3 separate regions of the Homo sapiens genome follow, and all the other regions are linked to region 1. Evidence: read pairs that join two places in POLR2A ChIA-PET (ENCODE). Cell type or tissue: HepG2. All regions are shown on one strand.

Region 1 (2,500 bases):
TCAAGCGATTCTCCTGCCTCAGCGTCCTGAGTAGCTGGGATTATAGGCGTGCGCCACCACCCCCGGCTAATTTTTGTATTTTGAGTAGAGACGGGGTTTCATCATGTTGGTCATGTTGGTCAGGCTAGTCTCAAACTCCTGACCTCGTGATCTGCCCACCTCTGCCTCCCAAAGTGCTGGGATTACAGGCATGAGCCACCACGCTCGGCCTTATTCTTCGGTTTTATCTTTCAACTTTCATATAAAAATTTTCTTTTCAGTGATTCTTTCTTTTTTTTTCCCAGATAAGGTCTTACTCTGCCACCCAGGCTGGAATGCAGTGCGGCAATTTTGGCTTACTGCAACCTCGACCTCCCAGGCTCAAGCAGTTCTCCCACCTCAGCTCCCCATGTAGCTGGGTCCACAGGCACATGTCACCACACCCAGCTAATTTTTGTGGAGACGGGGTCTCCCCATGCTGTCCAGGCTGTTCTCAAACTCCTGAGCTCAAGTGATCCTTCCGCCTCAGCCTTCCAAAGTGCTTTCAGAGTACAGGTGTGAGCCACTGAGCCTGGTCTCTATTTTTCACCTCCAAGAAATTTTAGTTTTTTCTCTGGGCACTCACTTTCTTCCTTGGGAATATGGCGCTAATAGTACTTTTCTTGTAGATTGTGAGAATAACACCGTATGTGGCGGGCCTGGCCCTTGGCAGGTGCTCAGAGAGTCACTGTGTTTATTATTGACAAGGCTGACCTTGGGTGGGAGGAGGGAACACTCACAATTGAGCCCCTTGGGCAGCTTACCTTCAGGTCCAGTCACTTGGTGACTGCAACAGCCCTCCGAGGCAGGCAAGGGATAACTAAGAGGTAAAGGGACGTGCCCAAGGCCACAACCAGAATATGGCAAAGACAGGATTGAACCCAGGTCTCCTGAGTCCTGTTTGTATGCTGCTGGGAATTCAGGTAGGAGTGGAGAGAAGCTGGAGTTGGACTTTGTGTCAACCTGGGTCAGGTGTGAGTTGGCCAAGCCACCCTCTGGTTTGACAGACAAGGAAATGAAACCCAGAAAGAGGACAGCATAGCAGCATCTGGATTAGAACTGGGTTCCCCTTCTGATTAAGATAAGAGATCGGGCACTTGAGCTTGTTCTTCTTTCCCTACCAGGGACCTGATAACTTGTCAAAAGGGGCTCAGGAAGGGAGGCTAAACCCTGAAACTGTTCAGAGAAAGGAGTGGGTTCCCAGCAGGTGAGTGCCACAAATGTCCAGAGGTAAAGCTTGGTGACAGTGAAATGGGGGGAAGAAGCCTTCACTTGAGCCCCCTCCATTGGATACAGAGCCCTGGAAAGGTGAGGGGCTGGAGCTGGGGGAGAGGAGGTCGACAGCAGAGACACCATGGAGACAGGTATGTGCATGAGTCAACAGCTTCCCACTCCTCATCCCTCCATCCCCTCACACACACAAATCATACAGCAACAGGGTTTCCTAGCATAAATAATGTGGGGGTATTCCAGAAAAAGACACCCCTGTAAGGTGGGATTTAGGCTGGCCTGAGAGTGGGCTTCCTACACAGTCTCTACAGCAAAGCCCAGCGCTTGACAAGTCCTGCTTTTGAATGCAAACTCCTTGTGAGCTTCCTAACACCTCAGTCTTAGTCTCTTTAAGACTGCTAAGGATATTGGGTATTTGGGAAGACTTTCAACATGAACAATAGAGACCAACGTAAATTAGAAAGATGACGTGAGAAGAAATAGAAACACAGAGAAATGAAGAGCATTCTGGAACCTCGTTAGAACATTCCTAGAACAAACACAGAATGCTTCAAGAAACAGCCCAAGAAAAGGCTATCAGGAGATAAAATGACAATAGATTAAAATTACCGCAGGCTCTTGGATTCTTACTTTTGGAGAAGTCAGCCTAAGAAATCTACCCAGAAACTCATGTGGAAAAGACACACAAAGGTAGATGCAGAGCCAGCCCTGAGCTGTGTGGCCACCCCAATGTCAGACACATGAATGGAAATGGAATTCCAGCCTAGGTGAGCCTTCAGACAGCACCACCCCTAGGTTCTGTCACCACAACTCTTAGGAGGAGCCACTCAGCTGGGCTCAGTGAACCCACAGAACCAAAGACATTGATAACATGTTTTAAGAAAAGTAAAGTTTAGACTGGGCGCGGTGGCTCACGCCTGTAATCCCAGCACTTTGGGAGGCTCAGGCTGGTGGATCACTTGAGGTCAGGAGTTTGAGACCAGCCTGGCCAACATGGTGAAACCCCGTCTCTACTAAAAATACAAAAATTAGCTGGGCATGGTGGCACACGCCTATAGTCCCAGCTACTTGGGAGGCTGAAGCAGAAGAATTGCCTGAACCTGGGAGGTGGAGGTTGCAGTGAGCTGAGATCATGCCATTGCACTCCAGCCTGGGCGACAGAGCAAGACTTTGTCTCAAAAAAAAAAGAAAAAGTTTATAATTTCAGCATGTTGGAAGGTCAAGGTGGGAGAATCACCTGTGTCCAGGAGTT
Region 2 (2,500 bases), 1.3 Mb before region 1:
CCCCTAAGATGCTGACCAGCCCCGGCCAATCATCTCCAGCCACAGCCACCCAGGGCAAGTATTTGTAGGCCCAGCTACTTCCTGTCACTCACGTGTGAGCACACACAGGATAGAGGGTGACGCGGGTGGTGCCGTCCACCCAGCTTCCCCGCAGGCTTCGTTCCCAGCTCACCCACCTCCACACGCGTGCACACACACGCACACACATAAACACACGCGTGTGCGCACACACACAACCACAAATATCGTGAGACCACGCAGCCCTGGGTTTGAGAACCAAAAAGCCAAGAAATGGTGCGTGGGCTCAGCAGAAATGACTGTCCTGGGGGCTGGAACGGACGATGTGGCGACATCATCAGCCGACCGTAAACACCAGGCTCACACTGGCCTATTTTAAAAACAAACGCAAGACAAACTCATCCCTTCCTTCCCGCTTTCCACCTCCCCTGTGAAATCTATTTTAAAAGATCAGAATTTTCTTTACATCCACCTCCGAAATGTGCTGCGGGAGATAAGTGGGGCATAAACACATGGGGGTGCCGGGGGCGGCGGAGAGCCAGGAGCGGGAAGGAGCCGAGGGATTCGCAGCCCGAAGTGGAGGCTGATTCCCCAAACCCTCAGCTTCACAGCAGCCTTGGCCCCTGCCAGGTGAACGTGAAGGAGCAGCCTTCCGGATTCCAGAGCTCCAGGCTCTCAGGGACCCTGAGGCCCTGACCGTCTCCTCACAGGCCTCCTCCAGGGGCTTGAGTCAGGAACCTGGAGCAGGGCTTGGGAGGTGGCCGGTCCCTGTGCCAACGGGTGGAGACCAGCGTGTGTGACACCACCATGCACTAGGCCCCAGCTGGCCTCCCCGACACTCTACAGAGCTCACCTGTTGGGTGACAGAGCACTGTGTCTGCTTTCCATATGGACAGGGAGCGCCCGATCCTACCAGGGACCCTCACTGTTGGGAACCCAAACCCCAGCTCAGCTGCAGTCCCACTCACCCCCACTGGGCAGCCCTCATGCCCTGGGTCAGGAAGATGCCCGCTCTGCCCAACTCACAGCGCCCTATACCATAAAGGAGGCACCAGGGTCCACACCGGCCTGGGGAGAGACAGCCCACAGCAGCTCCAGCTCAGAGACGGAGACGGCAGAGTGGTACCCTGCAGAGCAAGCCGCTCTATCTCCTTGTCCCTCCACTTGAGAGGTTCATCGGGGTCCCCTATCTGGTCCAGAGAGGGTGGCCCCTGTGCAGTGCAGTGCCCCATCTCATCCAGTGGAAGCTGGAACGGAACTTGGGGGCTGGACAGTGTGGCCGGTACCCTCCCTCACCCTGGCTAGCTAGACTGGGGGTCCGCCTAGGCCATGGAAACAGCTCCAGCCAAGTTCCACTTGGAGCTCGCAGGTCAAAGGGCTGACACCCTCACCCAAGGGCGCCCTAAGAGCCCCTGGGAGCCCCTGCTGCTCTTCCCCGAGGGAGCCCACCCATCCTCACAGACCTGCTCCCCTAGGCTGATCGCCGGCTGACTGTGTGTCCCTGAGAGCTCTGGGAGGCGGCTGAGTGTGTGTGGGTTCACTCTCCTGCCCGAGCCCTGCAGCACAGACCACCCTGCCCTGGGTCTGGTTCAGGGTCCTAGGGCTCTTCAGCCCAGCACTCCCAGGGAGCCCCACCTTTGAGGCCCCATGGAGCTGGATGTGGAGTACAGGGGTCCCCACCGCCCTCACAGCCTGAGGCCCTGAGGGAGAATGGAAGGGGCAGGCCTAGTGAGCCCTTCCCCAGCCAGGCTTTTGTTTCCCCCACGAGCAAGAGGAGGCGGGGAGCGGGCAAACTCCACTCATGCTCTTGACCGCTCGGCCAGGCATCGTTCTTCTCAAGGCCAAGGGCAGACAGCAGCCTGGCCCAGGCCCATGCCAGGGCCCTTCTGGGAAAGGGAGACACAGTCTATTTTTGCTCTCTGACAACACAACAGAAACAGCCGCTGTGACTTATCTCCACTGCTGAAGGACTGAGGCAGCCACACAGCTGGCTCTGCGCCCTGGGGCTGCGCAGCCCCCTACCTCAGCCCCAGCTTGAGATAAGAGTGGCGTCAGGGAGGGGCTTCAACCAGGCCAAGAATACCCCCCACCTCTCACCTCTCTGTGGTCTGCACGCCTGAGTCTGCCCCTCCCACAATTCCTCCAGGACCCCTCTAGGACTTCCTGGCCTGAGCTGGACATCCCATGGGAAGTTTTTCGCAGCCCAGCTAGGATCTCACTTCTTTGTGCAACGTCACCTACTCCGAGGCCCAGAGCCCTTGGAGGCACCCTCCCATGTCAGAGGCCAGGAGCCTGGATTTCCGGAAACCCCAGGCTGTTGCCCCTCCTGCTGGAGGAGCTGCACGTCTTTCCTCTGAGGCCTGAGTGGAAGTGAATTTGCCAGATAATTTTAGCACAGAAATGAGCACTCAGAGGAGGGGCAGAGCTTAGAAAGGTCAACAAGGACGAAGAGAATGCCCATGAGGGGTGCTGTGGCCTGCAG
Region 3 (2,500 bases), 550 kb before region 1:
GCAGCCAAAGGCTCCAGGAGTCCAGCCGGCCCCCTCGTTCCACGCACAGTTAAGAAAGTGGAGTCAGGAAGGGCCTGACTCTGGAGGCACTGGGGCAGCTGTCGCCTCCCAAAGCCTTCCCGAGAGACAGGCATGACCTGGGGCGAAGGGGAATTCGGACCCTTGGCCAAGAGGCCCATCGAGCCATCCACTGAGGCACGGGGAGGCCCTAGACAAGCTGGGCTCTGCCCACACAGCAGGAGGCGCGGACTTCACTGGGCTGGACACTAAGGTCGGGGGAGGCTGGATTTGGGGCAGCAGGCAAGAAAATAAGTGGGTTAGTGGAGATTTCGGGGTGTGCCTGGGCCTGGCCAAGGGCCCGAGGTTGACACGGAGGCCCCCAGGAGCCACATGATGGTGACGTGGGGTGGGGGACAGTCTTGGGCAGGGGGCAAGAGTGGCCAGGGCTAGGCTCACCTGGGCTCAGCGGGCAGGCAGATTGGAGAGGCATTTCTGAGGGGGGTTGGCAGGACGGGGGGACGCCTGTGTGTGGCAAGGGCAGGAGGGCACGCGGATCTGGGCTAGAGGAGGGGAGGGTCAGCTGGAGCCCCAGCGGGGCCCACGGGGACGGGGCGACCTCGCACACTCCCTGGGCTGCTTGCCAAGGCTGGAGGCTGCGCAGCTGACCTGGTGCTGGAGCGAGCGGCTGGCGCACACCACGCCCCAGAGGCCGGGCCGGCCGGCAGGGGAGAGTGAGAAGAGGGGCTCAGCCCTCCCCAAGCACCCCCGAGAGGCAGGCTGAGAGAGGAAGAGAACATGATTTAACATGACCGGCTGTTTACATTGGCCCCAAGGAGAAAGGTCTCCTTTCAACAGATTTCAAAGTCAGGCCCGGTCAGCGACCACACGGGGAAGCAAAACGAGATTGCAAAACTGGGGGCAGCAGGGGGAGGGGGAGGGGGAGGTGTGGAGAGGGTGGGGGTGCATTGGTTCTGCTGGCCTCAAGGAAGGGAGTGCAGGCCTCATGGGAAGGTCAGGCTCTCAGAGGAGCAGAACAGAGCAGGGTGCCCAGAAAGGGAGTGGGGGCTAAAAGCTGAGGACGGTTAAGGGGGACAAGAGGAACAATCACAGAGAAAAGCAAGCAGAGCCCGTGCAGGCGCCAGGCTGGCCCAGGGTCACCATGGAAACCATAACTTTTTCACAACCTTTAAACTGGAGGAACTTCCAGTCTCTCAGACCCTGCCTGAGGTCCACACGTGTGCACACACATGCATACACATCATCCACGCAGTGAGACCACACACACCGGTGTACACTTGACACTCAGAGTGGTGTGTGCATGCTGAATGCAGACACACAAGCCTCACACACTCACACACACTCACGCTGGAATCACATATGGACACCACACAGTGCACACAGGCGTGCACAGAAACGTGCACCAAGCACACACACGCATGTGTGCGCACACATGCACATACGTAGTGCATGCACAGGCATACAGACGTGCACACACATACATGCACACACGTATGCACACCACATACAGAGTGGACACCTGCACTGGCTCACACACACACACTCATCACACTCACACACTCATCACACATACACTCACACACACACACGCACTCACACATACACTCATGACACATGCACACGCTCATCACACACGCTCATCACACACACGTACACACACACGTAGTGCATGCACAGGCATACGGACGTGCACACACATGCATGCACACACACGTATGCACACCACGTACAGAGTGGACACCTGCACTGGCTCTCACACACACACACTCATCACACACACGCACTCACACATACACTCACATACACTCACACACACGCACGCACACATACACTCATGACACACACGCACACACTCATCACACATGCTCATCACACACATGTACACACACACGTAGTGCATGCACAGGCATACGGACGTGCACACACATGCATGCACACACACGTATGCACACCACGTACAGAGAGGACACTTGCACCGGCCCACACACACACTCATCACCCACACACACACACACACACGCACGCACACACGCGCACACACATACACTCACACTCACACGCACTCACACTCACACACACACACACACTCTCACCCTCCCCTGCTTTCCCTCCACAGCCCCTCCTCCCTGCAGAGCTCTGGAGCTGCCTCCCTGTAGGAGATTTTTAAAAGAGGCTGTTTATACAATTTCTAGCAAAGAAATAATTATTATAATCACATTAAGTGATTTGGCCGTAAAATTCCTGTAAAAGGGATGGCTGTTCTCATGAGGCAGAGGGAGCGGGTGGGGTGGGGGCGGGAGTGGGGGCAGGCCCTCCCCTGCATTTGTTTTGCTTGTTTTCATCTCCTCTGCGCTGGGAAATGAAAACAGTTTCTTTTATGATGCATGGGCCCTTTTGCTGGTCCTTGACCTTCTGGGCGGGTTTCTGCTGAGCTCGGCGGAAAATGCTCAGCACGGTCATGGCTCCCACGTGTGGGGGTGGA

The links. Peaks named below come from ENCODE experiments on the same cell type or tissue, not always from the same donor. Only the 100,000 strongest peaks of a DNase experiment are listed, where the experiment ranks them.
Region 2: POLR2A ChIA-PET joins it to region 1 with 6 read pairs; 1 of 35 experiments calls an interaction of 5 or more read pairs at or near these places.
Region 3: POLR2A ChIA-PET joins it to region 1 with 5 read pairs; 2 of 35 experiments call an interaction of 5 or more read pairs at or near these places.

The regions. Positions count from the first base shown.
Region 1 is chr2:241,510,572-241,513,071 of GRCh38, forward strand. No RefSeq gene overlaps it. Among named protein-coding and RNA genes, the nearest start is that of STK25, 3.2 kb to the left of the region's middle. In HepG2, no CTCF peak of the experiment used is centred here; a DNase peak (open chromatin) is centred at 963.
Region 2 is chr2:240,257,448-240,259,947 of GRCh38, forward strand. No RefSeq gene overlaps it. Among named protein-coding and RNA genes, the nearest start is that of OTOS, 120 kb to the left of the region's middle. RefSeq lists an enhancer at 493-2,500. In HepG2, no CTCF peak of the experiment used is centred here; no DNase peak of the experiment used is centred here.
Region 3 is chr2:240,959,993-240,962,492 of GRCh38, forward strand. All of the region lies in intron 20 of CROCC2 (ciliary rootlet coiled-coil, rootletin family member 2), which reads left to right. The region is part of intron 3 of UICLM (up-regulated in colorectal cancer liver metastasis); the gene reads right to left. Among named protein-coding and RNA genes, the nearest start is that of UICLM, 6.2 kb to the right of the region's middle. RefSeq lists an enhancer at 1,776-2,500. In HepG2, no CTCF peak of the experiment used is centred here; DNase peaks (open chromatin) are centred at 799, 1,149 and 2,443.